Regions from separate parts of the Homo sapiens genome. Here all the other regions are linked to region 1. The links are chromatin loops, found by intact Hi-C in ENCODE. Cell type or tissue: GM12878. All regions are shown on one strand.

Region 1 (5,000 bases):
TCACATGTGGCAGGAAGACTCTGATTGTAAGATTACGATTTGAGTTTCTCTTCCCAAATTCCACTGGTGTAACTAACAAAAACATTTTTAAGGACTGGAGAATAGGCTCTCAGGGTCAGAAATTACAGGAAGCAGATGGGGATGTATGGAGGGCAGTAGCAACCAGTGTCGGCCAGCACACAATTCCAGCCATCAGTGAAAGTCAACCTGCAAACCAAGTCTATGGGACTCCTCAAAAGAACCCAGGAAGACCCCCAAACTCTGAGCCGTGGGCAAATGGGAAGGGATAATATGTGCTGGACAGGAAGCATGTAGATGACAGCACTTGCCTTCTGGCTCACTTGGCACCACAGTTCACTACAGAAAGCATTTAATGGGAGTGGTTTGGCCACCTAGTTAAGCGGCATAAGGCACCAAGTAACTTCAAGCTGCCACAATGAACATAGAGGAAAAGCTTGCTTGGCCCAGCTGAGAATTCCAGGGAGCAGTTTTCAACCCCACAATAAATATTTAAAACAGCACCCATTGATGCCTGTTACTGACTGGCTGAAAAGAAATGCTTAGCAAAGCACTGAACTTCCCGATCTTTCTAATATTTTTAGTAATTTCCAACCAAGAAAAATAAGACTACAGAAGTAGAACAATTTTTGCTTAAGATATTAAAAGATTTAAACAATGTGACCCACATGGTATTTAAAATTGTTTAAAAATCAAATGTACATGAAGATGTAGCATTCTGAAAAAAGAATCTCATAATACAGAAGGGAAAGAGAAAACCTTAATTTCTAAATTGAATTCCAAACAAAATTTATAACAATGTTGTATCTCTCAAAAAGGAACAATCAGATCAAAAAAGGTTTCCTTCAAAGGAAAACTAATTTTTTACTAAAACTCTAAAATACAAATACAGGTAGTGAAGTTCAGAGAACTGAGTCAACAGAGATTGTAGAATTCAGAGGAAAGGGATATTGAGATGAAGAGCTGACATATAGAAGAAATAAATGTGAATCTAGACTCAGGAGATGCAATAAGGAATACCAGAAAAAACAAACACAGCAGATAGGAGAGAAGCAACGAAGATATAAGAAACATGGGACAGGACGACTGAAAAAATCTTACCTATGAAGGTCAAATAAAGGAACACAACTGTCTGATTTTCACATGCAAAATAGACAAATAGTGAATATTATCAGTTTGGTTAAATCTACTATAATAAAACTTTATACCTCCCAATAACCAACTGTTCTTTCAAATGTCCAAACATTTACCCCCCAAAAAATCGAGAAAACCTCAATTTCTAAAACAGAATTAAACAGGCCACACTTTTCTGATTGTAAGGCATCAAATCTAAAAATAACTAAAATCAAGCCACCTGAAAATTAAAAGAAAAAGCTCTTCTAAATAATTAAAAAATGGAATAAAAAACAATGTCAGATTTAGTTCAGGTGACTCCTCAACAAGAGCCTGTGGCAAAGACATTATCTCAAACTAAAAAGATTTTCAGCTCCCAAAGAACAGGAGAAAATAGTGCCATATCCCAGTAATGTTTTATACTGTGCAAATGTTGAATTATTTCTAGATGTAAATGAATTGTCCACACTCATAATAGAAGATGTTGCACAAAGAAATAATTCAGAACTGTAGTCGACGTCACTTGTGGGAAATAACGTTTCCAACACAAGATGTCTCTATGCAAACTCTAACAGTGAAATGGAAATGTCAAAATTTGTAGCCCAGCTATAGTCTGAGAGAATACTCTGTCTAATATGGCCAGTGTCAAGAATCCTTATGAGCTGGAGAGCTCTGGGGAAAGAGTTGGATCAGAAGTATTCCAAGGCCAAGCTGATGTGTAACATGTGTGAGAAAGTGTTCTTAGAAGCCAGCAGCTTTAAAATGCATGTGAGTATACATAAAGGAGTCAAACTCTGTATCGGCCACGTCTGTGGAAAAGTATGTACCCATTGTAACCAGCTGAAAACTCATGTAAGAACTCATATGGGTGAGGAGCCTTACAAATGTGAATTATGTGATAAAGGCTTAGCTCAAACATGCCAGGTAATCACCCATAGTCACATGTATCACGGTAAGGAAAAAAAAAACCTGTAAATGTGATATATGTGATTTACAATTTGCAACTTCTAGCAGTCTCAATACTCACGCGAGCACACTGATATGGTTTGGCTCTATATCCCCATCCAAATCTCATGTCAAACTGTAATCCCCATGTGTTGAAGGAGGGGCCTGGTGGGAGGTGATTAGATCATGAGGGCGGATTTCCCCCTTGCTGTTCTCATGATAGCGAGTTCTTAGAGATCTGATGTGAGTTTCAAAAGTGTGTAGCACTTCCCCATTTACTCTCTTCTCTCTCCTGCCACCAAGAAGGTGCTTGCTTTCCCTTTGCCTTCTGCCATGATTGTAAGTTTCCTGAGGCCTTCCAGCCATGCTTCCTGTTAAGCCTGTGGAACTGTGAGTCAATTAAACCCCTTTCCTTCATAAATTACCCAGTCTGAGGTAGTTCTTCATAGCAGTGTGAAAACAGACTGATACAGACACCTAGTGGAGAGAAGCCATATGTCTAAGAAAGAGGAGTGGACAGAGATTTGCCTAATCCAGCAGCAAACTGACCTGTCAGATTTGCATGCATATTAAAGGAAGCCTTACGTGTGTCACACCCAGAAGATGGTATTTACTGCCCCTAATCCTCTTTTCAAGCATACTTGAAACAAACAGGTGAAAAACTATACAAAGCATTTGTGGGAAAACTTCTATTTCTTCAGAAGTCAAACACTTTGAATCCCATCAATAAGACAGACCATTGATGATGCAAAAATTCTTACAAAGATATTAAAAAATGTAAAAAACAAAACAAAAGTTCATTCTGGAACAGACAAAACTCTAGACTTCAGTACAGAGGATCACATCATGCTTGGAGTGAATGAGATTCCATACAGAAAAGTCCTGATCAGAAACTATGGATTTGAAAGTTTCTGAAATGGCTTTAACACTGACTCTCCCTCTTGGGACTAAGGACCTGTTATCAATAATCAGGCTTTTACAACAGATCCTTCTTGTGACTAGCTGGGAACTAGAGATGATTTTTTTTTTACAACAACTTATACTGACTTTATGAGGAGTATGAAATGACTAAAATATCTGTTAGTAGACATAAATATCTCTTGTAAAAATTTCATTCACCGAAGTAAAAGCACCTCATACCACATCCTATTTCCCTTAATTTATTATTAAATTGATAAAAATTGTCTTATGTACATGATGCCTGGAAATATGTATACATTGTGGAATGGCTAAATTGAGCTAATTAACATATGCATTACCTCACATAGTTACCATTTTTATGGTGAGAACACTTTACATCCACTCTCCCAGCATTTTTCAAGAACACAATATATTGCTTTGTTTTGTTTTGAGACTGGGGGGGGGGTCTCACTAGGCTGACCAGGCTGGTCTTGAACTCTTGGCCTCAAGTGATCCTCCCACCTCTGCCTCCCAAAGTGCTGGGATTACAGCCATGAGCCACTGGGCCTGGCCAAGAATACAATATATTGTTAACTATGGTCACCAGGTGGTGCAATACATCTCTTGAACTTATTTCTCCTAACTGAAATTTTGCATCCTTTGACCAACATCTCCCCAATCTTCCCACTCCCCAGCTTCTGGTAACCAACGTTCTTCTCTTTGCTTCTGTGAATTTGCCTTTTTAGCTTCTACATATGAGGGAGATTATGTGGTATTTGTCTTTCTGTGCCTGGCTTATTTCACCTAACATAATATCCTCCAGGTTCATCCACGTCACAAATGACAGGATTTCCTTATTTTTTAAGGTTAAATAGTATTCCATTGTGTATATATAGCACATTTTCTTTATTCATTTATCCATTGATGGAGACTTAGGTTGATTCCATATCTCGGCTACTGTAAATAGTGCTGCAATTAACATGGGAGTGCAGATATCTCTTTGACATACTGATTTCATATTTTCAGATATAACCAATAGTAGTATTGCTGGATCACAAGGTAGTTCTATATTTGATTCTTTAAGGAACCTTCATGCTGTTTTCCATAGTGGCTGTACCAATTTACATTTCCACAAATGGTGTACAAGGGTTCCCTTTTCTTCACATCTTTACCAACATTTATCTTTCATCTTTTTGAGGACGAGTGCGGTGGCTCATGCCTGTAATCCCAGCACTTTGGGAGGCCGAGGCAGGTGGATCACTTGAGCCCAGGAGCTCGAGACCAGCCTGGACAACATGGCAAAACCCTGTCTCTACTAAAAACTACAAAAATCAGCCGGGTGTGGTGGCACATGCATGTAATCCCAAATACTTGGGAGGCTGAGGCAGGAGAATCGCTTGAGGTTGCAGTGAGCTGAGATCACGCCACTGCACTCCAACTCCAGCCTGGGCAACAGAGTGAGACTCTGTCTCAAAAGAAAAAAAAAAGAGAAAGAAAGGTCTATTCAGTTCCTTTGCCCATTTTTAATTGGGTTGTTTTCTTGCTATTGAGTTGCCTGAATTCCTTATGTATTTTGAATATTAACCCCTGATCAGATGTATGGTTTGAAAATATTTTCTCCCATCCATAGGTTATCTCTTCATTCTGATTGTCTCCTGGGCTATGCAGAAGGTTTTTAATTAGATATAATCCCTTGGTCTATTTTCACTTCTGTTGCCTGTGTTTAGGGGAAGATATTCAAAACAAATCATTGCCCAGACCAATGTCATGGAGCTTTTTCCCTATATTTTCTTCTGGTAGTTTCACATTTTCAGATTTTATGTTTAAATCTTTAATTCATTGAGTTGATTTTTATATAGAGTGAGATAATGAGCTAATTTCATTCTTCTGTATGTGGATATTCAGTTTTCCCGCCACCATTTATTGAAGAAACTGCCCTTTCCCCATATGTCCTTGGCACCTTTGTCAAAAAGCAATTGACTGTAAATATGAGGATTTATTTCTGGGCTCTTTGTTCAACTGGC
Region 2 (5,000 bases), 250 kb after region 1:
AGACAGGGTTTCACCATATTGGTCAGGCTGGTCTTGAACTTCTAACCTCAGGTGATCCACCCACCTCAGCCTCCCAAAGTGCTGGGATTACAGGCATGAGCCACCACGTGCAGCCTGTAATATTAAATCACCCTGTGAAAGATGGTTGCAAAATTAAAGATGAGGCGATGCCAGGCTATAGCAGTGTCATGGTTTAGGAAAATGTTCATATGGTTAGATTAAAAAAAAGAGGATAAATTAATTGTATTCCTCAAAGACATATGAGCATCGATACATAATTGGGACATATGTGTAGTCATCTGGGCCACCCCTCTGGGGTGAGTGCTGACTTTCCCCTGGAGCCTTCCTTTCTGCACTTCACTGCACCTTCCTTCTTTTATTTGGCAAGTGCTGTTGTTACTACATGGAATCAGGGCTGATGCCCTTTTCCTGGAAGGACTAATTGCGTGTTATTATGACTGCGTGATACTAACTGCTCTTAACTGTACAATAGTGTGATATGTTCTAAGAACAGAACACACACTTTGGAGTTTGTAAACTTGGGCTTGAATCTTGCCTATAGTACTTAGTAGCTGTGTGGCCTTGGAAGGGGTATTTATCATACCTGAAACTCAGTTTTCTCATTTGGAAAATCTAGATAATGATAAAGAGAAAAAAATTAAAAGATTTTTAAAAGGATATGATCATATCTAGATTATGATAATATCTAATCTGCAGTGTTGTTGGAAGGTTAAGGGCTATGCCTGGAAAGCACTCGGCATACAGCTGTCATTATTATGATGCGTATCCCATTTATTGCGTCTGCTTTTTGACTTAGGTCAAGGGTAGGTAAGCCACAGCCCAGGACCAAATTGGCCCCCTGCTTGTTTTTGTAAACTTTAGTAGGAGCCCAGACACAATCATTTGTTTACATATTGTCTATGGTTACTTTCCTGCTAGGCCAGCAGGGCTGCAACAGAGTTTGTATGATTTGCAAAGTCTAAAATATTAACTCTCTGGCCTTGTATAAAAAAAGTTTGCTGATCCCTAACTTAGGTGTTTTAAACGTTCCCCCTTATAAAGTTCTTCTTTCCTTAGGTTTTCTCTTTGACTCCACGCTTGTGTTGTTTAGATGTAAATTAAAAGTGTGTCCTTTGATCAGCATGCTCAAAGGATACAAAATTACAGTTATATAGAAGGAATAAGTTCAAAGGATCTCTTGTACAGCATGGTGACTACAGTTGATGATCTATCATATTCTTGAGAAATGATAAGAAACTGAATATAAGTATTCTCACCACAAAAATAATAACTGTGAGCTAATATATATGTTAATTAGATAGATGTTGCCATTTCACAATATACACACTTCAAAATACCATATTATACATGAGAAATTCATACAATTTTATCTGTCAATTTTAAAAAATCAATCAAAAATGTGTCTATGTGAAGAAGTGATAACAACAGCTTTCTGAAAAACTAAATGCTCATCTAGAAAGAGAACTTACATTGCAGTTTCTTCTGAAAAGCAAGTAAATGATTTAACAAGGCACTGCACTTTAGCACATATTTCTAAGTTGTGAATTTGCACATAAGGTTAATTTTGGCATTCCCCTATCTGTTAATGATTAATGTGGGCTAAAATTGCCTATAACATCTCCTCTGCAAATATTCTCAGGTGTCTTTTCCTTCACGCCTAACCAATCAGGGAGAATTTTATACATTTTATATATGTATATTTTATATGTAATATATATAGCTTTACATATATATAGCTTTATATATATATAGCTTCTCTAAGATGAGAAACAAGAATTCAAGTGACAAAATATCATTGAACAATTAAAGTAATCCATTGGGTTAAATTTTGATGTCTCAGATGAAATCAAGTCTAACAAATATGTTAACATCTGTTTGAAGTGTACCTTTTATATACCCTTGAAGAGACCCAGTGATATCTTATTAGAATTTCAAAAATAATGGAAAATTATTAAGAAAAATGCAAAAATCAGTCAAAATAAACCCAATTAACTTTTCTTGATGTCTCTACTCTAAAATTTGAGGATATTGTGATGTGCAATGCTGTCTTTATTCTAGTGGTGCATTAAAGGGTGCAGTAATGCCCCCCCCCCCTTTTTTTTGAGATGGAGTCTCGTTCTATCGCCCCGGCTGAAGGGCAGTGGCCCGATCTCAGCTCACTGCAACCTCTGCCCATGACCCCACCCCATTCAAGCGATTCTCCTGCCTCAGCCTCCTGAGTAGCTGGGATTACAGGCATGCACCACCACGCCCTGCTAATTTTTTGTATTTTTAGTAAAGATGGGGTTTTGTCATGTTGGCCAGGCTGGTCTCAAACTCCTGACCTGAGGTGATCCACCTGCCTTGGCCTCCCAAAGTGTTGAGATTACAGGCGTGAGCCACCACGCCTGGCCAAATGGGTTTCTTTCTTTCTTTCTTTCTTTCTTTCTTTCTTTCTTTCTTTCTTTCTTTCTTTCTTTCTTTCTTTCTTTCTCTTTCTTTCTCTTTTTCCTTCCTTCCTTCCTTCTTTCCTTCTTTCCTTCTTTCTTTCCTTCTTTCTTTCTTTTTCTGAGACTAAATTTTGCTCTTGTTGTTCAGGCTGGAATGCAGTGGCGCAATCTCAGCTCACCACAACCTCCACCTCCCGGGTTCAAGCGATTCTCCTGCCTCAGCCTCCCGAGTAGCTGGGATTACAGGCATGTGCCACCACGCCAGACTAATTTTGTATTTTTAGTAGAAATGGGGTTTCTCCATGTTGGTCAGGCTGGTCTCGAACTCCCGACCTCAGGTGATCCACCCACCTCGGCCTCCCAAAGTGCTGGGATTATAGGTGTGAACCACTGCACCCGGCCTTGAATGGGCCCTTTTAAGTGCATTAAAGTGGAAGATGAATTGAAGCAAAGGGCCTAAACTAGGAAATTAATTATGAAGATTAAATGTGTTAATATATGTATTTTTGTTTATAAATTTTATGTATTATTACTCTGCATAGCTTTAGAAAGGTCTTTTAAAAGCCTCCTTAGTGTGCTCTCTGCTGCCCTCTGCTGCTAATTTTCAGAAATTAATTTTGATTCTGATTAATGCTCACTTTATTCTTCATAATCTCATTCAAAATTAAAGTTTGATGGTACTCTAGACATAATTTAATCCCACATTCTCAATTTACAGATGATAAGTTGAGTGTCTGAGAGGTTAAGAACATGAACTTGGGCTCTGTTTCCTGACTGCTGGTGATTTTGGACACTACTCAATTTTGTCATCTGTAAAATGAGCATAATAATAGTACCTAAATATTAGAGTTTTTTTGTGATGATCAATTAATTTAGTACATAAAAAGCACTTAGAATATTATCTGGGTTGTAGCTAGTACTATGTTAGCTATTTTATAGATCTGGCAACAACTAAACTAAAACCACTGCTAGTGACAAGATCAGAGAACTCTGGTCTCTTAAATACTAGTGCGTGCTCTCTCTCTTTCTCTTCATATATATGTGTGTGTGTGTGTGTGTGTGTGAGAGAGAGAGTATTTATGTACACACACATATATATTTTATAAAATATATACAATTCTCCATGATTTGTTAAGTGTGAAGGAAAAGACACTGGAAGACGTTTGTAGATGAGATGTTCTAGGTAACATACATATATTTATATATATACACCACATATGTATATTGCCTGAATGAGTATGAAATTAAATTTTGCCTTCAAATATAGATTTTTTTTTTTCTTTTTAGACAGAGTCTTGCTCTGTCGCCAGGCTGGAGTGCAGTGGCGCTATCTGGGCTCACTGCAATCTCCAATCTCCACCTCCTGGGTTCAAGTGATTCTCCTGCCTCAGCCTCCCGAGCAGCTGGGATTATAGGCACACGCCACTACCCCCAGCTAATTTTTGTATTTTTAGTAGAGACGGGGTTTCACCATGTTGGCCAGGATGGTCTCGAACTCCTGACCTTGTGATCCATCCACCTCGGCCTCCCAAAGTGCTGGGATTATAGGTGTGAGCCACCGTGCCCGGCCCGAATATAGATTTTTAAAATGTGACTTGTTCAATGCATCCAAAGCTCTTGTAGTCTTTACAAAGCCCTTGCTGCTGCTCCTTCCTCCTTGTACTGTTCCAGGTAGGCTCCCCATAGAAGAAGTTACAAACCTAGAAAGCTCCTCAAGCCCCCAATATAAATTCCTACTGCCTGCAAGTGGAAGGTGACTTCACTGTGGACTTTAAGTAGCTTCTCTAATGAGCTGCCTACCTGAATTTCCAATGGACAATTACACACTTGCACCCAGACAGTCTATCTCTTGTCAGGCTCAAGAAGAGCTAAGCTAAACCCATTGCTTCCTCCACAGCTCCTCCTGATCTTCCCATTTTGGTCAATGATGGTGCCATTTCCCCTACATACCCACACTCAGAGTTACTTTTGGCTCCTCTCTCTCCTTCACTTCCATGTCTGGGGGTCTTGGTCTCTCAAATGCATTCCTTCTCTTTCTTTTCTCCTACCTCCCTCCTGGTTCCTGTCCCAGTCATCTCAGGCTGGGATGAATCCAACAGCCTCCTAACTTGGGTCCTTAATACCAATCTCACTCTGCTGAAATTAATTTTGCACTTTATTGCCATATTATATCATGTGGTGAATCAGCTTCCTTACCTGCCAGAACGTTGCAGTGCCTACAGGATGAATCAAATGTACTCAGTCTTGGATGTCCCAACTTACCTCCCTGACCTGACCTTATCTCCCACTCCTCCCTCTCAGAAATCTTTTTTCCTTTTTTTTTTTTTTTTGCTGGGGACGTGTCTATCCCTAGACACTAGGATGCACTTTCTGTTTTTCCGTCATCAGACCCACCACTTTACTGGTCTGTCTTGGGTCCTACACATCAGAATGATAGGGTTCTTATTCTGCCAGAATTAAGATACCAGCAAACCTCTCAGTTGACAACCAATAGGAAAAGGGGCCCATTACTGTACTCAAAATAAAATTCTAGGCCCTTTTCCTTCATTG
Region 3 (5,000 bases), 67 kb before region 1:
AAGAGCTTCATTTGTGTCCTGAGAGGTACTCCTGAATCTCCCCAGTGGGACCCTAAGAAGAACTCACAGAAGAAATCAACAAAGAGCCAATTTTCGGCATTTGCCATGTCCAGAGAGGACAAAGCCATCTTATGAAAGGATCAGTAAAGCAACACCTTGCCACCTCCATTTCTATCCTCTTCATCCCTGGAGGAGATACAGCTATGGTTAGCAAGATAGGGTAGGAGAAGTAGAAGCCTAAGGGACGGAAAGAGAAGGGTTACACCTGCTTCCTTGACTCCAAGCTCCTCATTGGTGGTAGGATCCAACTGGGAGAGAGGACAAGATATAACTTCAAATAAGGTCTGGGTTTTGATAATTTTATGGGGCTTCTGGTTGTCCCCTCAATGTTTTTTCCAAAGTCATGGAATGTTTAGCTAGTTACAGGACTGCTTAGAATAAGACCACATTTCACAGTCTCCCTTGCAGGTAGATGCAATAACGTGATTAAGTTCTGGCCAGTGGGTTGTGAACATAAGTTGATGGTAACAACTTCTGGGTCATGCCCTTAAAGGAAATGGGTAGGCTTTCACACCCTTGATGACTGAAATGTGATGTCGTGCTGAGCCATTCTGGACCATGTAGACTAGGACGACAGTCTAGGAATGGTGGAGCAAGAAGACATAGGGAGACTAAACCGTGGCTCACTTTGTGGAACAGAGCTGCCGTATTAGTCCACTTTTGCCACGTAATAAGGAAAAGTCTCAGTGCCATGCTACAATAAGCATTTATTTCTCACTCATGGGTTTGTGAGTTGGCTGGGGCTGCTCTGCTTGGTCCGAAACCTGAACTTGAAGCAGGTTTTCTACAAATGTTTCAGCACGATGGGCCCCAGTATGTGGGGTGTGTGATAGGAGTGAATGACCCCCTTTCTGACCACATCCAGCTTCCAAAATGAGTGGCTCTTGACACTGGAGCTGCTCTACTTCAGGATGTGGGTCAAGTTCAGCTCCAGTCCAGGTGTCACATTCTCATCCCCAGGCTAGAGGGAGATTGGAAGCTCCCAGAGGGACAGGAGAACTTCCTTCCCATAGCAGCAGTTGGATCCTTTGCAGTTTCCCCACACTTGCAGAGACAACGTCTTGAGCCCCACTCAAAGACACGAGCACCAGCAGATGCTGCTCCTTTCTCAGAGGTCTGAGTTTTACCTCCACAAGGCAATTCCTCTAAACGTCTAAATTGTAATAATCCCAACCTCTTCCCTTCCTCCTCCTAGCTCTAGGCATAGTAGCTGCTTCCTGCAGTTGCTACCTCTGCGATACATTAAGAGTTCTCTCTGACCTTATCAGTTGCCTAATAATCAATTCTTGATATTAAATTCTCTTGGTTGAAATAATTGGGGTGGTTTGTTTCCTGCTATCGCCCTGAGTGATTCACTGGACTAAATCCTATGCCTGTCAGACACCGCTCAAGAATTTTCTCTTTGGCTGGGCGCGGTGGCTCACCACCTGTAATCCCAGCACTTTGGGAGGCCGAGGCGGGCAGATCACCTGAGGTCAGGAGTTCAAGACCAGCCTGGTCAACAGGAGAAACCCTGTCTCTACCAAAACTAATCAGCCGGGCATGGTGGCACACACCTGTAGTCGCAGCTACTCGGGAGGCTGAGGCACGAGAATCACTTGAACCTGGGAGGCTGAGGTTGGAGTGAGCCGAGATCACACCACTGCACTCCAGCCTAGGCAACAGAGTGAGACTCGGTCTCAAAAAAAAAAAAAGGAATTTCCTCTTTGATGTATTTTATATCCTCCCCCCATATCTGTCACTCCTCTCTGTACTCATTTCTATCATAGAACTTACTGTGCTAAAGTGTCGTCATTGTTTTTTCTCATTCATCTCCATCCCAGACCAATAGCTCCCTGAGATCACAGCATTTCCTCAGTAGCTGGCACATAGGAAACTGAACAACACACGTTTGAATGAATGAGCAAGAAAAAATAAAATAGGAAAAAGAATTATTAGTATCAGATGGCTCATGTAGCACTAAAAATGAAAGAGAAAGTTAGATGGTGATGTGGGAAACAGGAGGACTGTGGCTGCCAACTGTGAGGCCATCTGCAAGCACACAGCAAGAAGCTCTTGATTAATAATGTGAACCCATAACAGGATGAAGAAGGTGCAGCTGAGGCTTTGCACAGAATACTCGGTGACAAAACCCATAAGGACAAGCAAAGGGTTAGAAGACTCCCGGGGACGCAAAAAGTGTGTTGGCCATTCGGGCTCCTGAGGGATGACCAAGCCTTAAGGGACGCCTCTCACTTGGTGCCTGGTCCTGCCAAGCCCTTTACTGGGTTTCTTGACTGGGTTTCATTACCCCGCCCCGCGCCACTAGTGGAAACAGGTAAAACCTGGAGAACTAGGTCCTACTTTAGGGGCCGTTCCGGGCATGCGTCATTACCCGCGCACGCAGGCGCAGTAACTTCTTCGGTAACTGGTACTGCCCATTTCCGATATGGGAAGCGTTTGCTCAGGCTTCCCTAACTTATCACCTTTCCTTTGGGCCCCCGCCCTCCTGTTCCTGTGGGGGAAGCCTCGCGAGATCGCCCTGGGCAGTACCCGGCGGCGCCATCTTTGTGCCTGGCGAGCGACGGCGCCCGACGGAAGCCCTGAAGCCAGAGCTTGCTTGCCAAGCTCTCGCTCAGACCGGATCTAGGAAATACGAGGCGGGCCTCGGTGGGAGGGACGCACTGAGGGAGGAGGGAGGAAAGGGGGCGGCGGCGGCGGCGGCGGCTCACACCGGATCCCGGCCCTGCACGGCGCGTACCCTGGGGGTTCGGGCGGGGAAGCGGCGCCGGCCCGGACCCCCCGCGGGAGTAGGCGACGGGCGTGAGGGCGAGGCGGCGGCGGCGGCGGCCAGAGAGCAGCAGCCGCCTGGTGAGTGTCCGCGGGGAGGCCCGGCACCTGCCCGAGCAGGGACGTCGGGGGCGCCCCCGGGATCGTCCCAGTGACCCTGTGCCTGAGACGGTGGGCGTGTGCGCAACTGCGGCGTCCCGGGGACTCACCCCGGCCCGGGACTGCGGCTGACAGCGGGAACTGCGGGGCTGCCGGAGGTTTGCGCAGGGCCTGGCGCGTCCGCGCCCGCCCCAGACGCCCCGAGAGGCCGAGGGGAGAGGGAGTGGCTGGGGTGGGGTGTCGACTTGATTGGCCTTGGTCCCCCAAACGGAGGGGACGATGCCCTTCCTCGCCGGACCCTAGGCATTGCGGAGAGTGAGCCTCTGTGGACCGGCTTTAAGCCCCCAGGAAGGTGTTTGAGGATGAGGACTAGCAGCACCAGCGTGGGGGCCGTTGAGGGTGTTGAGAGATGTGAAGGTTAGTAGCAGTATAGTAAGAATTGTTGGAGAGGAGGTTTCCAGATGACTGTTGGTAGGTGTTGAGTAAGGAGAAAACACTGCTTTCCTTTAAAGATCGCACAAGCAGTCCTCTGAGGTCCAACAACAGATTAGAGTTATTCCCAGTTGGAGTTCTGTAGTTTACTACCGTGTGCCAGCTCATAAAGTGCGTAAAAGCAGGATTTGAAGGGTGAGGGACAGGTGAGGCATAAAGTAAGCTGCATAAAAAGATCCAAAGTTTGTTAATGTGTTAAAGTGTAAATCCTTCTGTTTCTACTGAAATGTAACTTATTTAAATTATTTAAGAAAACTTGCCACCTTTGGTCCAGACCGGGCTTGTCAGTTCGATGTGTTTCTTCAGTGACGTTTGTCAATCAGGCAGTCATTTTGGCATACAGTATATTTACTTCTGGTTTCTAAAAGAACAAGAATGAATGAGAAAAGGGAACAGTTTGGCAAACTGAGCTTTCTTTGCGCACTTTTTCATTTTGAAAGGATAAGAGAATTTACTTTTTTCTTTGCTTTAGTAATGATTTGCAGTAGTATACAAGAACACGTGGAAGAAGAAAGGGTTTTTTGAGATGAGAGTTTAATTTTGCACAGTGTTAAATTATAAAGGGCCTCATCACCCATGGTAAGTTTTGTGATGGTGTGTTTTATGAACACCGGAAGAATACAGGCACATACATATACATGCTTTTTAGTCAGTGTGTGATATGAATCTTTACAACCGTAGGGACAGCCCCCGCCCCCACTTGCTTACAACTGGCTTAATCAAGGGAAAGACTTCAGTGAAGGTAAATATTAAATATGTGATTTTCATCTTCACATCTGAAAGAACATAATCTGCATTCAGTCACCCTGAATTTTCATCCATATGTTTATTTGATGGAGTCTTCCCCTCAGTTATAGATACCACATTGTGTACAGTTTGTTGGAGCAAACAGAGCTAACGTCGATTATATTCAGGCACTGGAGATCCTCACAGCTACCCTATGCTAAAGATAATGTTATGCCGATTGCACAGAACAATACTAACCTCCAATATTCTTTGGCGACTTCGCTGAGGAGATTATATAGCTGGTAAATTGCAGAGCTAGAACTCAAACTCATGTAGGTCTGATTCTAGAGTGTGTGTTCTTTCACCATACTCTGCGTAAGTTTTTGTGCTGACTGATACAAATTTTATGAAAATGGAAATTTGTGTTACAAAGAAACCTTTCAGTTCTGTTGGTAATCTTGAAAGCTTTCAGTGTCCTTGGCTCCAGATAATCTCAAGGTTTTTTTTTCTTTTCAGATGCGTCCATTTTCTAGCCAGAGGTAACATTTGAGCTAGAAGTCTGCTGATCTGTAAAGAGATTCCTGATAGCTGGTAGTGACCTATCTGAAATTCAGATATTTTCAGTTACTTTGCCTCTTGTGTCAGCATGCCCAAGATACTTCAAAGAACAAATATTTTGTTTATTCTAGTCCTGAATAGTATTTCAAATTACATTATTACATGGCAACTATCTATAGGGGTTTGAATTTGCTTTATCAGCTTGGAGGTACACATACACATCCCTGCCTTCTCCAGCAAGTGGAGTACTTGACAGCTGACCCTGTTTTTCTTCTCTTTAATAATTTGATACAAAG
Region 4 (5,000 bases), 190 kb after region 1:
GGTGATCTGCCCGCCTTGACCTCCCAAAGTGCTGTGGTTACAGGCGTGAGCCACCACGCCTGGCCTCCACTTCTATGAAGTAGATTTCCCAAGCAAATATGACCTGTTCCTATTTTAACTCCCACAGCACATTTCATAGTCAGTCTTGTATTATCATTTTACCTGGACTTATTTTCTCCATCCTTTCCCCCTAACTTCCTTCTGTATTAGATATCTATTGGACATCCTGTATTTTATCTAAACCTATTAAGATGCATGTTCTGGCTCTTTTTTGTTTTTTGCTTTTGGAGACAGGCTCTCACTCTGTCACCCAGACTGGAGTGCAATGGCATGATCGCGGCTCAATGCAGACCTCCTAGGCTCAAGCAATCCTTCCACTTTAGCCCCTTGTGTAGCTGGGCCTACAGGCATGAGCCACCAGATCCAGCTAATTTTTGTATTTTTGTAGAGACGGGGGTCTTACTATGTTGCCCAGGCTGGTCACGAACTCCTGGGCTCAAGCAATCCTTCCACCTAGGCCTCTCGAAGTGCTAAGATTACAGGCACGAGCCACCATGCCAGGCTAGTTTCTGCTCTTGAAGACTCCAGTTGCTCTAGAGGGAGATGTAGACAGGTAAATAGGAATTGTAACATGTGGTAAAGACCAAACAGAAGGAAGCATAAGTGCTATGGGAATCACGAAGGAGGAAACTCTAACCAGTCTTTTAGAGTCAGAATCCTAAAGGTAAAGGACAGAAGTCATTCCAGCACAACCAGCAGCACATGCAAGGGCCCTGGAGTTACTTACAAACTGCTGTAAGGAGCAATACATTAAATATTATGCTTAAATCTCGATAAATGAATAATCTAAATGTATAAATTATATAAATACTTTCCTGTTTATGTCTTTCAGCAACCTTCAATTAACCATCATTGACCCCAATTTATAAATGAGGAAACCAAGGCTCAAAGTTTAAATGATTAAGTTGGAGTAAATCAAAATCAGGGTGGCAGAGTAAAGATGACAACATAGGTTTTCTAATGCCAAAGCAGTGCCCTTTTCTCTACATTCTGCCTCTCAGATCTGGTTCCCCCTAATAGGAGAGAACTGGGCAAAAGGTCAAGCAGAGGCTGCAGGAGAAAAGTTAGGAGCCAGAGGAAAAATGATATGACCTTTACAGTTTTTACCCAAAGGCAAACTCTACTTAATAAAGTATGCAGAATCCAATGTTTAGTAGTTAGATCAGAGTGCCTCGATACCTTCCTATGAACTCTTCTCTGCTTTCAATGGTCGACACTGTCATTCACATAGGTAATCAAGGTGGGGAGGTTCAGGATGACGTCTAACCTACTTAAAGAACTAATGTGGATGCAGTGATGGTAACCAACAAAAATGTCATAACATAGCAAGTAAATACAAAGAACTGGAGTTGCACAAATCACCTGATTGAAATTCTAACCTCAGTACCATTGCCACCCCAATGACATGCCTTTTTTTTTTTTTTTTTTTTTGAGACGGAGTCTCGCTCAGTTGCCCAGGCTGGAGTGCAGTGGCGCGATCTCGGCTCACTGCAAGCTCCGCCTCCAGGGTTCAGGCCATTCTCCTGCCTCAGCCTCCTGAGTAGCTGGGACTACAGGCGCCCGCCACCACGCCCGGCTAATTTTTTGCATTTTTAGTAGAGACAGGGTTTCACCATGTTAGCCGGGATGGTCTCGATCTCCTGACCTCGTGATCCACGCCTCAGCCTCCCAAAGTGCTGGGATTACAGGAGTGAGCCACCGCGCCCAGCCTATTTTTTTTTAAAAGGCATGTCGGCCAGGCACCGTGGCTCACGCCTGTAATCCCAGCACTTTGGGAGGCCCAGACACGCGGACAACCTGAGGTCAGGAGTTAGAGACCAGCCTGGCCAACATGGTGAAACCCCATCTCTACTAAAAATGCAAAACAAATGAGCCAGGCATTATGGCGCGTGCCTGTAATCCCAGCTACTCGGGAGGCTGAGGCAGGAGAATCGCTTGAACCCAGAAGACGGAGGTTGCAGTGAGCCGAGATCGTGCCATTGCACTCCAGCCTGGGCATCACCTTGAGACTGTATCTGGAAAAAAAAAAAAAAAAAAAAAAGAATAGTACCACACTCTAATACAAAACAAAGTTTCATTTCATTTATACTTAAAAAAATATACACATACCACACAAAATATTTAAGAACGGTAATAAGGGTTTTGTAAAATGTAACAAATAATAAGGTTGTAACGCCAGTAATCCTGATCTCTGTAGAGACCAGCACTGCCACCCTCAGTAAGAGGTGGAAATTGCAATTATCAAGTAAGAATATTATATTTTTAAATTAAATGAAAATAGCTCCCGTAATTAGCAGCCTTGATAGACTAATTGTGTTGGAAGAACCCTTAGAGATAACTCCTCATTTTCTACATTAAAAAATAGACTAGGCTGGGTGCGGAGGCTCATGCCTATAATCCCAGCACTTTGGGAGGCCAAGGCGGGCGGATCACGAGGTCAGGAGATCGAGACCATCCTGGCTAACACGGTGAAACCCGGTCTCTACTAAAAATACAAAAAATTAGCCGGGTGTGGTGGCAGGCGCCTGTAGTCCCAGCTACTCAGGAGGCTGAGGCAGGAGAATGGCGTGAACCCGGGAGGCAGAGCTTGCAGTGAGCCGAGATGGTGCCACCGCACACTCCAGCCTGAGCGACAGAGCGAGACTCCGTCTCAAAAAAAAAAAAAAAAATAGACTAAGTAGCTGGTGGTGCGCATCTGTAGTTCCAGCTACTTGGGAGACTGAGTCTGGAGGATCACTAGGAATTCAAGGCCAGCTTGGGTAACATAGTGAGACCCCCGTCTGTATTAAAAAAAGGAAAAAAAAAGACTAAGAGAAATTTGGCGACTTTTCTCAGTAACGTTTTTTGGGGATTTCCATATACCTGATGTCGTTTTATCTTTGAAACCTTGCAAAGTAGACATGACAGGTGGTATTCTGGTTTTGCACATAAGAAAACTAAAGCTCAGGCCTGGCGTGGTGGCTCACGCCTGTAATCCCAGCACTTTGGGAGGCCAAGGTGGGTGGATCACCTGAGGTCAGGAGTTCGAGACCAGCCTGGCCAACATAGTGGAACCCCATCCCTACTAAAAATACAAAATTAGCTGAGTGTGGCGCATGCCTGTAATCCTAGCTACTTGGAAGGCTAAGGCAGGAGAATCACTTGAACCCGGGAGGTAGAGGTTGCAGTGAGCCAAGATCACACCACTGCACTCCAGCCTGGGCAACAAGAGTGAAACTCCGTCTCAAAAAAAAGAAAAAAGAAAAATAAAGCTCAGAAAGTTTAAGCCTTGTTCATTAGCACAAGAGTAATAAATAACCTATGCCAGGATTTTGGGCTTTCTCCTGTATCATGTGACTATGAACTTTTATTGATCTGAAGGAACTGATAGTAAGAAAATATAATAACAAAGAAAAAACTTGACATTTCAATGTTTTCTTTTTTTAAAAAATTTTGTTTTATTTTAAGTTCCATAATGTGAGTGCAGGATGTGCAGGTTTGTTACATAGGTAAACATGTGCCAAGGTGGTTTCTGTACCTATCAACCCATCACCTAGATATTAAGCCTAGCATGAATTAGCTATTTTTTCCTGATGCTTTCCCTCCCCATACACACCCCCCAGCCCCGATAGGCACCAGTGTGTGTTGCTCCCCTCCCTGTGTCCATGTGTTCTCATTGTTCAACTCCCACTTATGAGTGAGAACATGCGGTATTTGGTTTTCTATTCCTGCGTTAGTTTGCTGAGGATAACGGCTTCCAGCTCCATCCATGTCCCTGCAAAGGACGTGATCTTGTTCCTTTTCATGGCTGCATAGTATTCCATGGTGTATATGTACCACATTTTCTTTACCCAGTCTATTTATTGATAGGCACTTGGGTTGATTCCATGTCTTTGCTATTGTGAATAGGGCTGCAGTGAAATACGCATGCATGTATCTTTATAATAGAATAATTTATATTCCTTTGGATATGTACCCAGCAATGGGATTGCTGGGTCAAATGGTATTTCTAGTTCTAGGTCTTTGAGGAATCACCACACTGTCTTCCACAGTCTTTTAAACTGTTGGTGGGAATTTACACAGTCCCACCAACAGTTTAAAAGTGTTTCTATTTCTCCACAGCCTCGCCAGCATCTGTTGTTTCTTTACTTTTTAACAATCACCAATATGTGGCCAACAAACATATGAAAAAAAGCTCAACATCACTGATTATTCGAGAACTGCAAATCAATGTTTTCTTGTGCAACCCATTAAAGAAAGTGGAAAGGGTTCTAGGTTAGGGACTTGAGACTCATTTCCAGCAGTCATTGGCTGAGTGACCTTGGGCTAACTTTTTACATGTTTTTATCTCTGAAGTCACATGCCTGGAGCTTAACTTTTCTCACAGGGTGGTCTCAAATGAGACAGTGGTTGGGAAGGTGCTGTGTAAAAAATAAAATGTTAGGTCATGATATGGTCAAAGCAAATTCTGGACCCATTATGCTTTGGAAATGTAGGAGATAATAAAAACATTAGGCCGGGCATGGTGGCTCATGCCTGTGATCCCAATACTTTCGGAGGCTGAGGCGGGTGGATCACTTGAGCTCAGGAGTTTGAGACCAGCCCGGGCAACATGGTGAAACCTCATCTCTACCAAAAATACAAAAAATTAGCCAGGCATGGTGGCATACACCTGTGGTCCCAGCTACTCAGGAGGCTGAGGTGGGAGGATCTCTTGAGCTGGGGAAGCGGAGGTTGCAGTAAGCTGAGATTGCACCACTGCACTGCAGCCTGGGTGACAGAGCAAGACCATGTCTCAATAATAATAATAAAATGAAAACATTACCTATTTAGGTACTAATCTAATGAGAGACATCTATGACTTGTAAAGAAGGATTCGGCAACTGTAAGAGCAGAAATAACTCTAAACACAAGAAGTAACACACGTGTTCTTCTTTGGGAAGACAATATGATAAAGAGAT
Region 5 (5,000 bases), 86 kb after region 1:
TGTGAGGTGGTCTCTTACATAGCAATAGATAACTGATACACCCAGCTCACTATTTATTAAAAACCACAAATACCGGCTGGGTGTGGTGGCTCACGCCTGTAATCCCAGCAGTTTGGGAGGCTGAGGCGGGCAGATCACGAGGTCAGGAAATTGATACCATCCTGGCTAACACGGTGAAACCCTGTCTCTACTAAAAATACAAAAAAAGTAGCCAGGCATGGTGGCGGGTGCCTGTAGTCCCAGCTACTCGGGAGGCTGAGGCAGGAGAATGGCATGAACCCGGGAGGCGGAGCTTGCAGTGAGCCGAGATTGCACCACTGCACTCCAGCCTGGGCAGCAGAGCGAGACTCCGTCTCAAAAAAAAAAAAAAAAAAAACCCCACAAATACCTTAAACTGAAATTTTAATGCCTAAAACATTACTATAATTCTTGTTATTTGTTATTTTGAGGAGAAGATATTTATGAAAAATGTGTTAACAATGTAAATATATTTTGCTGTAGTCATCAAATATTTGATGGCAGAATTGTATTTTTTTTCCTTTTGACTTCAGAAAAATCTTTAAGCATACACAGTTAAAATGGCCAAGTCCACTTGGGTATACCAAAGTCAACTGATTACTGAAGCAGGGTAAAAAAACTGAATTTTCCTTTCTCCAATCCCTTCACCCAAGGGGCTACAATTAGCTCTGCTAAAGCAACATTTAGAAACAAAATTCATTATTTCTTAACCTAGAAACCTGAGAGGAGAAGAAGGAATAGCATAACCCTAAGGCCATTCACTTTATTTCAAGTTAACATCCTACTGAAACATTTTGGATAAAACCCTTTTTGATGATTTTCTATAAGAGAGTTAGCTCCAAAAATAGTTTTGTGAGCAAGACAATTTATTTGCCTACTTTCCTTGCCTGTACTTTCATTGTTGTGTAATTATAGCATCTATAAATCTACAACTAAATTTTTCACTAATAGTACAATGCAAAGCAAAATGCCTTTACTTCTTTTAGATTTGGATTACTCAGTTCCAAAATAGTTTGTTTTTTTAGAGTAACATATTAAATTTTTTAAAATTTCTTATTTTAAATAAAACAATTCCATTTGAAATAAACCTTATCCAAAAGATGCCCACGGGATTATGGTGTTAAAATTGTTGGTTTAGGCCGGGGATGGTGGATCACGCCTGTAATCCCAACACTTTGGTAGGCCAAGGTGGGTGGGTCTCTTGAGCCCAGGAGTTTGAGACCAGCTTGGGAAACATGGCAAAACCCTGTCTCTACAAAAAATACAAAAATTAGCTGGGTGCAGGTGCAAGTATGAGTCCCAGGTACTCGTACTCGGGAGCTAGGAGGATCACCTGAGCCCAGGAAGGTAGAGGCTGCAGTGAGCCATGATCACGCCACTGCTCTCCAGCCTGGGTGACAGAATAAGACCCTGTCAAAAAAAAAAAAAAAAATTACTGGCTTATAGATTATATGATTAAATAAATTTAATCCTGTATGTAGCTTATTATTGTTGATAGGAATCTATTGTGGGTTTTTTTAGAAGTATATACTTTGTGTCTTAAAACTGTATGTGGAATGTCGGCTAGGACCACCGGCATGTACCACCATGCCTGGCCAATTTTTCTTTTTAAAATTATTTTTGTGTAGAGATGAGGTCTCACTGTGTTGTCCAGGCTGGTCTCAAACTCCTGGCCTCAAGTGATCCTCCCACCTTGGCCTCCAAAGTGCTGAGTTTACAAGTGTGAGCCACTGTGCCTGGCAGTTTTATTATACTTGGATGCTATGGCACTTACAACGTATGATCAAAATGCTGATGGATTGTAGTAATAAAGAATACTTTCTTAATAACTTTGTAAATCTCAACATGTAAAAAGCTAATGACAATGATAATAGAGTTAAAGATTTGCCTGGTATTGACATGATAATGATGCTATCAACATAAGGGACAATTTAACACGATTTTGTCTTGATTTGGTCATGTTTATAGATTGTTATATAAAAAGATTTTTTTTCTGTATACCTTTCTAGAATCATTCGGTGAAAGGCAAAAGCAAAAAAATAAGAGTAAAAAAAATTTGGTTCATATTGAGAAAATAATGGAGGAAGAATTTTGCCTTGGAATTGGTTGATTCTAGTATGTCATTCCAAGACTCAAGTATAAACAGAAGTTTTTTTTTTAAAAAAACGCTTTTTTAATAGAATAGGCTATAACTAAGAATATATTTATGATTGAATAAATTTAGCAGAGTATATGTGTAATTAGCAGAGATATTTGAAGTATTAAGTGTTAAATTATAGAGAAATGTCTATAAACCTGACTTTTATGATGAGCTAAAAGTCTAAGGAAAATCAAAGATGCAAGAGCGTAAACAGATTGTTGGATTCAGTTAAGCCTCTGGTTTTTACGATCTTATCATGAAAGCATTCTGTACATCTCCCACAGTCACTACAATGCTTTCACTTTACTATGATTACCAAAAACCAGTACAGTAGCAACTTCTGCTGATAGGAAGAAATGTCTAAGACAGAGAAGCCCGACTGTGGAAAGTAGCGTCACCTAGCGGCCGAATTTGTTTCTTACAGGAGACCAGCTTTTCAAAAGATAACTGGGTCACTAGAGCCTATTCTATTTACATGGCCTTTAGCAAGCTGATAAAAGAGTTTAGGCTGAGTGTGGTGGCTCACACCTGTAGTCCCAGCATTTTGGGAGGCCGAGGTGGGAGGATCTCTTGAGCCCAGGAGTACAAGGCCAGCCTTGGCAATATCGTGAGCCCTCCCCGATCTCCACAAAATTTTTTTTAAAAATTAGCTGGGTGTGGTGGCACGTGCCTGTGGTCCCAGCTACTGAGGAGGCTAATCCTGGAGGATGGCTTGAGTCTGGGAGGTCGAGACTGCAGTGAACCGTGATTGTGCCACTACACTCTAGGCTGGGCAACAGAGCAACACCCCATCTCAAGAAAATAAATAAAACTTAAAATAGTTTAGACTACAAGTGATGGAGTTGGAAAACAAGGGAATTTTTTTTTTCCCTAAGCTTCTGATTCTCTGGTTGAAAAATAGGGGAATCTTGTATGGTACAATTCCTTAATAAATGTTGATTGGATATCTGAGACATTTCAGCAGAAATGGTTCAGCATCTCTCCACATTAAAATCACTTAAAATTGGCATTATGGTGTCTAAAATACAACCTAATAATAATAATAATAAAAAAACACAACCATTGAAGTCCTGTCCACTATGATCTAAATGTAAGACACCTATGTTAACACTTGTAGCTTCACCAGTTCTTCGAGCTGGGCACAGAAATCCTTGGCTTGAGCTACATAGGTGCTTGGCTCAAGCCAAGAATCTGGGGCTGGATAATGGTGTGAATATTTTCTTTCCTTAGTTTTGAAGGGCAATCTTCTTTTGGGAAGGCTCAGGTGGCTAGCAGGGAGTGCAATTCAATTAGCCAAACACAGTTGTTGGAGCTAATTAGGAGTCAATAATAAACAGCTGCAGGCTTCAGCATATACAAAGCCCTGTGTACGACAGGCACGGCCCTGCCCACGCCTGCCATCCATGGGTGTCTCTCTCTGAGAGGGAGAGAAGGGGAACATGGTGTCTCTGATGAACACCTGTATATATGGGAGACCTGACAAAAAATCTCCTTCCAATAATTTTTATTATTCCAGTCTTAATCCATAGAAGATAATAGCTCTGGTTTTGTTTATTCTAAATGAGCCTGCTTAATAGAAAACATTAAGAATCTCTCTTATACTCATTTCTGATTATCCTGAACAAAAATATGTACTCTGGCCGGACACAGTAGCTCATACCTGTAATCCCAGCATTTTGGGAGGCTGGGGCGGATGGATCACGAAGTCAGGAGGTCGAGACAAGCCTGGCCAAGATAGTGAAACCCCGTCTCTACTAAAACTACAAAAATACCAGGCATGGCTGCGTGCACCTGTAGTCCCAGCTACTCCGGAGGCTGAGGCAGGAGAATCGTTTGAACCCGGGAGGTGGAGTGCAGTGAGCTGAGATCGCGACACTGCACTCCAGCCTGGGCGACAGAGTGAGACTACGTCTCAAAAGGAAAAAAAATGTACTGTCTCTCTGTGTGTGTGTGTCTGTGTTGGGGGTGAGTGTATATCCTTGCAGGATACACATCTATTTAACATATAGAGTTAGAGAATTAACTGAACCTGTGGGATGGAGACATAGAAAACATTGAAAAGTCACGGAAGAATCCTAATAACTTAGTTTTATTCATTAGTTATGTCTCTTCCTTTAAAATCGATTAGATAATGCAACTAACTAGCAGTAACGTCTCCCTGAGTGTGGGCAAGGAGAATTAAAGTATCAAACCATAATGGGGGAAAAACCCAGCATAGGTGAAATTAGAGAATTGTTCCATTTTAGAGTCAAGTTTTCCTTCAATAGCAGGTTTTAATCACCTCATCACCCTACCGTTTTAACCACGTTTTTGTGGTATTTTAAACACATATTATAAAGGAAACAAATGTCATTCCATTTTATTATTTAGTACTTTCTTTGGACTGTAATGAATTAGAACCCGGAATACAATAAAACAGGTCTTCTGCGTAACTTAAAATCTAATTTGATGATCACAATTATTTTCCCTTGGACATTACAGTTAAATGTAGAGTCAAGACTTTTCTGTCTAGAAACTTTCTAGCCTTAACACATAATTACAAATATGGTGGTCTTACAGCTATGCAGTTATCTATTAAAATTCATGGAAGGTACTATATAGAAAACACATGGGCATTTCTTTTTTGAGTCTTCTAAATTCTGTTCATAACAAGTGAATGGCTAAGGAAGGATGTAATTTCTTTTTTGTTTGTGTGTTTTGTTGTTGTTGTTGTTGTTAGAGATGGAGTCTCACCCTGTCACCCAGGCTGGAGTGCAGTGGCGCCATCTTGGCTCACCACAACCTCCACCTCCCGGGTTCAAGCGATTCTCCTGCCTCAGCCTCCCAAGTAGCTGGGATTACA
Region 6 (5,000 bases), 170 kb after region 1:
CCTCACAGAACCCAGTAAACAGGAGCCAATTTTTGAAGGCTCATGTTGTTCATGTTACAGACTGAACAATTAATTGTGGTAATATGAAGTTGATCAAGTTCTTCTTCATTGATGTAGAAAGATGTCTTTTAGGCAACAAAACCTGAGGGACCAAGAACAACCTGTAGTGAATAAAGAAGATTGCTGGGCTACATGGACAGCAATAATGAACAGTCAAAAAGAAGGCATGGACAGTTCAAGCTGACTCCTAAAGGAAGCCTACAAAGTTATGAAATATTTTACCCATTTTCATATTGAGCAAAGGCTGTATAAACTTGAGAACATCTGCCATGCTTGGTTTGGCCCCCACAGTGCTTTATAAACTAATTGCCAACATTTAAGAATTGAAAGATTTCATTGAAAACTCTAGACTACCTGCTTTTAATCTGACGATCTGGCAGCACTGGGCTTGTGTTCCTGCTTGGCAGCTACTAGCTGTCCCCTTGACCTGGATATCTCTCTAGTCTGCCTTCCCCCTTCTACCTGCCTGGTCCCTGCAGGCATTTGTGTGGGCAATTCTTGAATATGGCTTTAAACATCAACCCACAGTTAGTTGGCACATGTCTTAATGGTCTTTCTTAAGTTGGGAAGATGATGATCGTGTATATTATGTATTAATCAAATCCAGTTAAGCAAACTTTCTTATGATTCAGGATTACTCTATAAACATTTCTATGAATATAAGACAAAGTGAAACCTGCCCTGGGTGATCAAAAGATAAACAGTGCAAGAGACAGTGGAACTATGCTTGGCAGCTCAAACCAGGGTAAGTCATTAAATAAGATTCAAACCAAAATTAGACTGAAAGCTTCTCACTTTAGACAAAAAAAGATATGTCAGGATCAAAGCACAAATGCAGTTTTTAGTCAAGTGCCAGCTCTGACAGAACTTTGAAAAAATATATACATTGTATGTATAATGCCTATGTATAAATATACACATATGTGTATATATGTACAGATATATACATACTAAATAACACAGGAAAACATGATTTGCGGTAAAGTGAAGAGCTAAATAATCATTAAATATTTACATCAACTTGCCAAGTTAGTCAAATATCCATTGAAAGCATGGGCTTTTATCAGCAGGCATTCATTTCAATTACTTTTATTTATTTTTTATTTATTTTTATTTTTTTGAGACAGAGTCTCGCTCTGTTGGCTAGGCTGGATTGCCCAGGCTGGAGTGCAGTGGTGTGATCTCTGCTCACTGCAACCTCCGCCTCCCGGGTCCAAGTGATTCTCCTGCCTCAGCCTCCCGGGTAAGTAGGATTACAGGCGCCCGCCACCACGCCCAGCTAATTTTTGTTATGCCAGGTTGGCCAGGCTGGTCTCGAACTCCTGACCTTAGGTAATCCACCCGCCTCAGCCTCCCAAACTGTTGGGATTACACGTGTAAGCCACCGCGCCCGGCCTCAATTACTTTTAAATTATCTTACTGAACTCTGTGCTAGGTCACTTTAAGAGCAAGTTTACTAATTGCACAAAAATTAATCAGCAGTCACTTAAATAGCAATCTTTTGTGGTAAAACTGTGCTGTCACACATGGTAAATAAAAAGAGAAACAGAATTTCCGTGTCGCATTATGCTGTGAAGCACAGTAAGGACAATCATTTGTTTGTAATGGGCAAAGTCTCAGAACTGAAATTTGCGAGTCTTCGGAATTAAATAAAGATTATGGCAAAACCAGTGTAGTGTGACTGTTTCCTAATTTGTTCTGCCACCCTCCCCAGTATTCAACCCTCTGCAATTTTTATGGGAGAGGATGACAACGCATCATCACTCCAATACTTTATTCGTTCTACTGCTGGAAAGGACGCTGTGTTAGCTACCACAGCCGTGACACAGCTTTCCCCCCATCCAAGGACGTCCTGTGTCTCGCAGGCCAAATGTTCCTGGGGAAGACCGCGGTAGCCGTCAATGTGGCCACCTGTCCCCTACTGCAAGCGGGCCGCTCTGCGCGGATGCTCGGAGAGTCCCTGCTCCCTTTGGGGGAAGAGTCACCCCATTAGTAGGTGACCCAGCTCCGCCACCAAAACTGCGACTGTTCAACTCGGCCATGGGGGTCATGAGAGGCCGAGGTCCCCCAGGCCTGGCTGGGGCATCCCCAGTGTGGCAGGTCCCGTTCCGGCCTCCCTCCTTGCCCAGCGGCCGGGGCACCGGGCCGGAGAGATGCGGGATGGGGACACAACAGCCACCCCCTCCGTCCCCCGACTCCCGCCCCGGCTCAGCGCCTCTTCACATGTCACCCCGGGCTCACCAAAAAGCGCGTCGAACTGGTGCCCTGGTCCACCGCCCCCACCAATGGCCCCAAAACTGCCTTCTTTGAGGCTGCCATGAAACCAGCTTCAGGTCGGCCGGCGATTGCGGCCGGTTTCCTGGGTGACGGCGGCGGGAGGGGGAGGGGCAGGTGACGAGTCCAGAGATCGAGGCCGCGCGCGTCCGCTGAACGCTCGGACCGCGCTCGAGGCGGCCCCTTTACCCGCGCGCAGCCTTCTCACCCCGCCCCTCCGGCCCAGGCCCCGCCCCCCACCGCGTACCCCCAAGGCTCCAGGGGCGTGTCAGGGGGGGTGGGGGTGGGCGCTGTCACCTGGGCTGGCCAATCAGCAAACGCAAAAGAGCCGAACGCTCGGACAGGCAGAGGGCGATGAGACGTCACGGGGGCGGGGCCTGGGCGCGGTGGAGGCGGCGGCCCGCGCAGTAGGTCACGTGGGGGCCCGGCGAGCGGACAGCAGAGCCATCCAGCTGCATGGCATGGGGCGGAGACGAGTACTGCCCTTTGGCAGGCAGCGCTCCTGGCCGGCGAAAAGAGCGCACTTCCACTAGTGTCCTGGGGCTCGCCTCCATAGGGGTCTCAAAGTGTGTAGAACTGCTTGTTCCCTCCAGTGGGCTGTGCAGAGTCGTGCAGCGACGTGAGTCGCTGTGTGGACCTACCCGGCCCGGCCTTCCCGCGTTTCCCACGCCCCGCCCACCTCCCTGCATCTGGCCCCTGGTAATCGTAATCATTCCTTTGGCTGGGATTGACCCCATATAGGGTCACCTCAAGGAGCAACGCGAATCCTTCACCGTTGCAAGCTTTTCAGGGACAAGAAACGCGGAAGTTCTTTCGGTTTAGCATTTAAGGAAAGCACCCAAAATCAACCTCCCCAAGTTCCTCTATCGACCATTCAGGCAGAAGGCGCCCGGCACCACTCCGTCCTGACGCGCCCTTGCTCCTCGTTTGGCCTCACTCTGCGGTCCCCTCCCCCACACGCCATTTCCTCTCCCTCCATTAACTGCTTTGGATGGCAGGGGACAGAAAAGGGACTCTCCCTTGACCTTGAATTTACCTTGCCCGGATCCTTCTGGATCCTGTGTTCTAAGGGCTTTCAAACTTGGAACCAAGACCCACACTGTGAAACAGTTTACAAAACAAACCCAGGCTCCAGTGTGTGTGGGCGGGGAGCACATTTGTAGTTACAATTGTTACACATGTAAATACATGTTATATACATCTAATATACATTTATGTATGTATAGAAAAACTTTCCAAAACAATATTTGTCCTTCCACAGTATGCATTCTGTATTTTTATTCTATGGCATATCATTTTTTTTTAATGCTGATTGAAAATCACTAAATTGCTTTTGTAACCCACCATGCTCTCTATCAATTTTAAAAGCACTCCGCTATACCCACTGTCATTTCTTTCCATCCCTTTCCCAAATCTCTGTGTTCTGGAACATCATTTCTTTTCCTTTTTTTTTTTTTTCCTTTCTTACCTTGCTCTACACCACGTCACTTGTCCATCTCTGTTTGTATAGTTTTACCACACATGATCTGAAAGCAAATTTTCCTAAACACCGTCTAGACCTCACATTCTAATGTTCCAGATGAAGCCTGCTTATGGACATACTAGATTTAATAACTATCGATAAACTGGCTTGCTTTAATATAAGAGTGAAGATGAGTCAGTATCTCTGAATTTCCTGGAAGAGGAAAAGAGGGAGACAGGCATATAAGCAAGGAACCAGGCCAACTTGCCTCTAAAAACAGTGAAAGGCATTAGTTGAGTGAATGATATAGAAAAGGATTTTCTTGGTTCTAGAAGGCAGTAAAAACAAAGCCACCAAACCTACCACATCGATCCATTAAAAAAAAAAAATCCCTGACCACGTTTGAACTTTCACATACTTTTGACTCTCAGATTCCAACAGGACAGCAAATTATTTGTTTGGCAGCACAATGGGATCAGAATTCAGACATTTCAGAATAAGTTGGGCTAGATGTACATGGGGGATTCTTAAATTTGTTGATCCTATGGTTCCTACAACAATGTGTATTCCACATCCTCATTCCTTTCACCAAAACAAAACTGAAAAGCCAAAATATTGGCCTTTCAGGCGTCACATCTCAGCACCCTGTTAGAGATGAGGTAAAGATAAGGGGAAAGGTGTTAGATGGAAGAGTTGAGCTCAGCCTATCTTAAATATTTACTGTGAACTTTTTTTTTTTTTTTTTTTTTTTTTTTGAGTTGGAGTCTTGCTCTTTCGCCCAGGCTGGAGTGCAGTGGTGCAATCTTGGCTCACTGCAACCTCCACCTGCCTGGTTCAAGCAATTCCCCTGCGTCAGCCTCCCAAGTAGCTGGGACTACAGGCCCGCGCCACCATGCCCGGCTAATTTGTTGTATTTTTAGTAGAGATGGGGTTTCACCATGCTGGGCAGGCTGGTCTCGAACTCCTGACCTCGTGATCCGCCCGCCTTGGACTCTCAAAGTGCTGGGATTACAGGCGTGAGCCACTGCGACCGGCCTACTGTGAATTCTTATAAGTCCACTTTGTCTTATTTTTTTAGAATTACAGTCAGCCTTCCATATGTGAGGGTCTCTTATCCAAGGATTCAGCCAACCGCAGATCAAAAATATTTGAAAAAATGTCAATACAACAATAACAAACAATACAAATAAAAACAATACCATGT

The links. Hi-C counts contacts between places; a loop is a spot of excess contacts. Peaks named below come from ENCODE experiments on the same cell type or tissue, not always from the same donor. Only the 100,000 strongest peaks of a DNase experiment are listed, where the experiment ranks them.
Region 2: a loop joins it to region 1, with 4 times the contacts of the local background. A loop is called at or near these places in 2 of 110 quality-filtered maps.
Region 3: a loop joins it to region 1, with 4 times the contacts of the local background. A loop is called at or near these places in 9 of 110 quality-filtered maps.
Region 4: it touches region 1 in a loop (9-fold over the local background); 6 of 110 quality-filtered maps call a loop at or near these places.
Region 5: it touches region 1 in a loop (9-fold over the local background); 17 of 110 quality-filtered maps call a loop at or near these places.
Region 6: it touches region 1 in a loop (2.9-fold over the local background); 4 of 110 quality-filtered maps call a loop at or near these places.

The regions. Positions count from the first base shown.
Region 1 is chrX:30,819,842-30,824,841 of GRCh38, reverse strand. It overlaps the pseudogene LOC100418759. Among named protein-coding and RNA genes, the nearest start is that of TAB3-AS1, 12 kb to the left of the region's middle. RefSeq lists a silencer at 2,163-2,212. In GM12878, no CTCF peak of the experiment used is centred here; a DNase peak (open chromatin) is centred at 2,335; H3K27ac peaks cover 650 bases.
Region 2 is chrX:30,568,751-30,573,750 of GRCh38, reverse strand. The region is part of intron 2 of TASL (TLR adaptor interacting with endolysosomal SLC15A4); the gene reads left to right. Among named protein-coding and RNA genes, the nearest start is that of TASL, 6.5 kb to the left of the region's middle. In GM12878, a CTCF peak has its summit at 3,041 (motif pointing left); a DNase peak (open chromatin) is centred at 1,578; H3K4me3 peaks cover 1,632 bases; H3K27ac peaks cover 1,568 bases.
Region 3 is chrX:30,887,024-30,892,023 of GRCh38, reverse strand. TAB3 (TGF-beta activated kinase 1 (MAP3K7) binding protein 3) reads left to right here and starts at 2,770. Exons shown (of 11, transcript NM_152787.5): 1 at 2,770-2,910. RefSeq lists an enhancer at 2,395-2,564 and a silencer at 2,725-3,114. In GM12878, no CTCF peak of the experiment used is centred here; a DNase peak (open chromatin) is centred at 2,523; H3K4me3 peaks cover 2,644 bases; H3K27ac peaks cover 2,017 bases.
Region 4 is chrX:30,633,097-30,638,096 of GRCh38, reverse strand. No RefSeq gene overlaps it. Among named protein-coding and RNA genes, the nearest start is that of GK, 18 kb to the left of the region's middle. In GM12878, a CTCF peak has its summit at 2,259; no DNase peak of the experiment used is centred here.
Region 5 is chrX:30,733,522-30,738,521 of GRCh38, reverse strand. No RefSeq gene overlaps it. Among named protein-coding and RNA genes, the nearest start is that of GK-AS1, 18 kb to the right of the region's middle. In GM12878, a CTCF peak has its summit at 2,556 (motif pointing left); a DNase peak (open chromatin) is centred at 2,511.
Region 6 is chrX:30,650,917-30,655,916 of GRCh38, reverse strand. GK (glycerol kinase) reads right to left here and starts at 2,494. Exons shown (of 21, transcript NM_001205019.2): 1 at 2,302-2,494. The coding sequence starts at 2,379. RefSeq lists a silencer at 2,405-2,824. In GM12878, no CTCF peak of the experiment used is centred here; DNase peaks (open chromatin) are centred at 2,706 and 3,146; H3K4me3 peaks cover 1,805 bases; H3K27ac peaks cover 1,841 bases.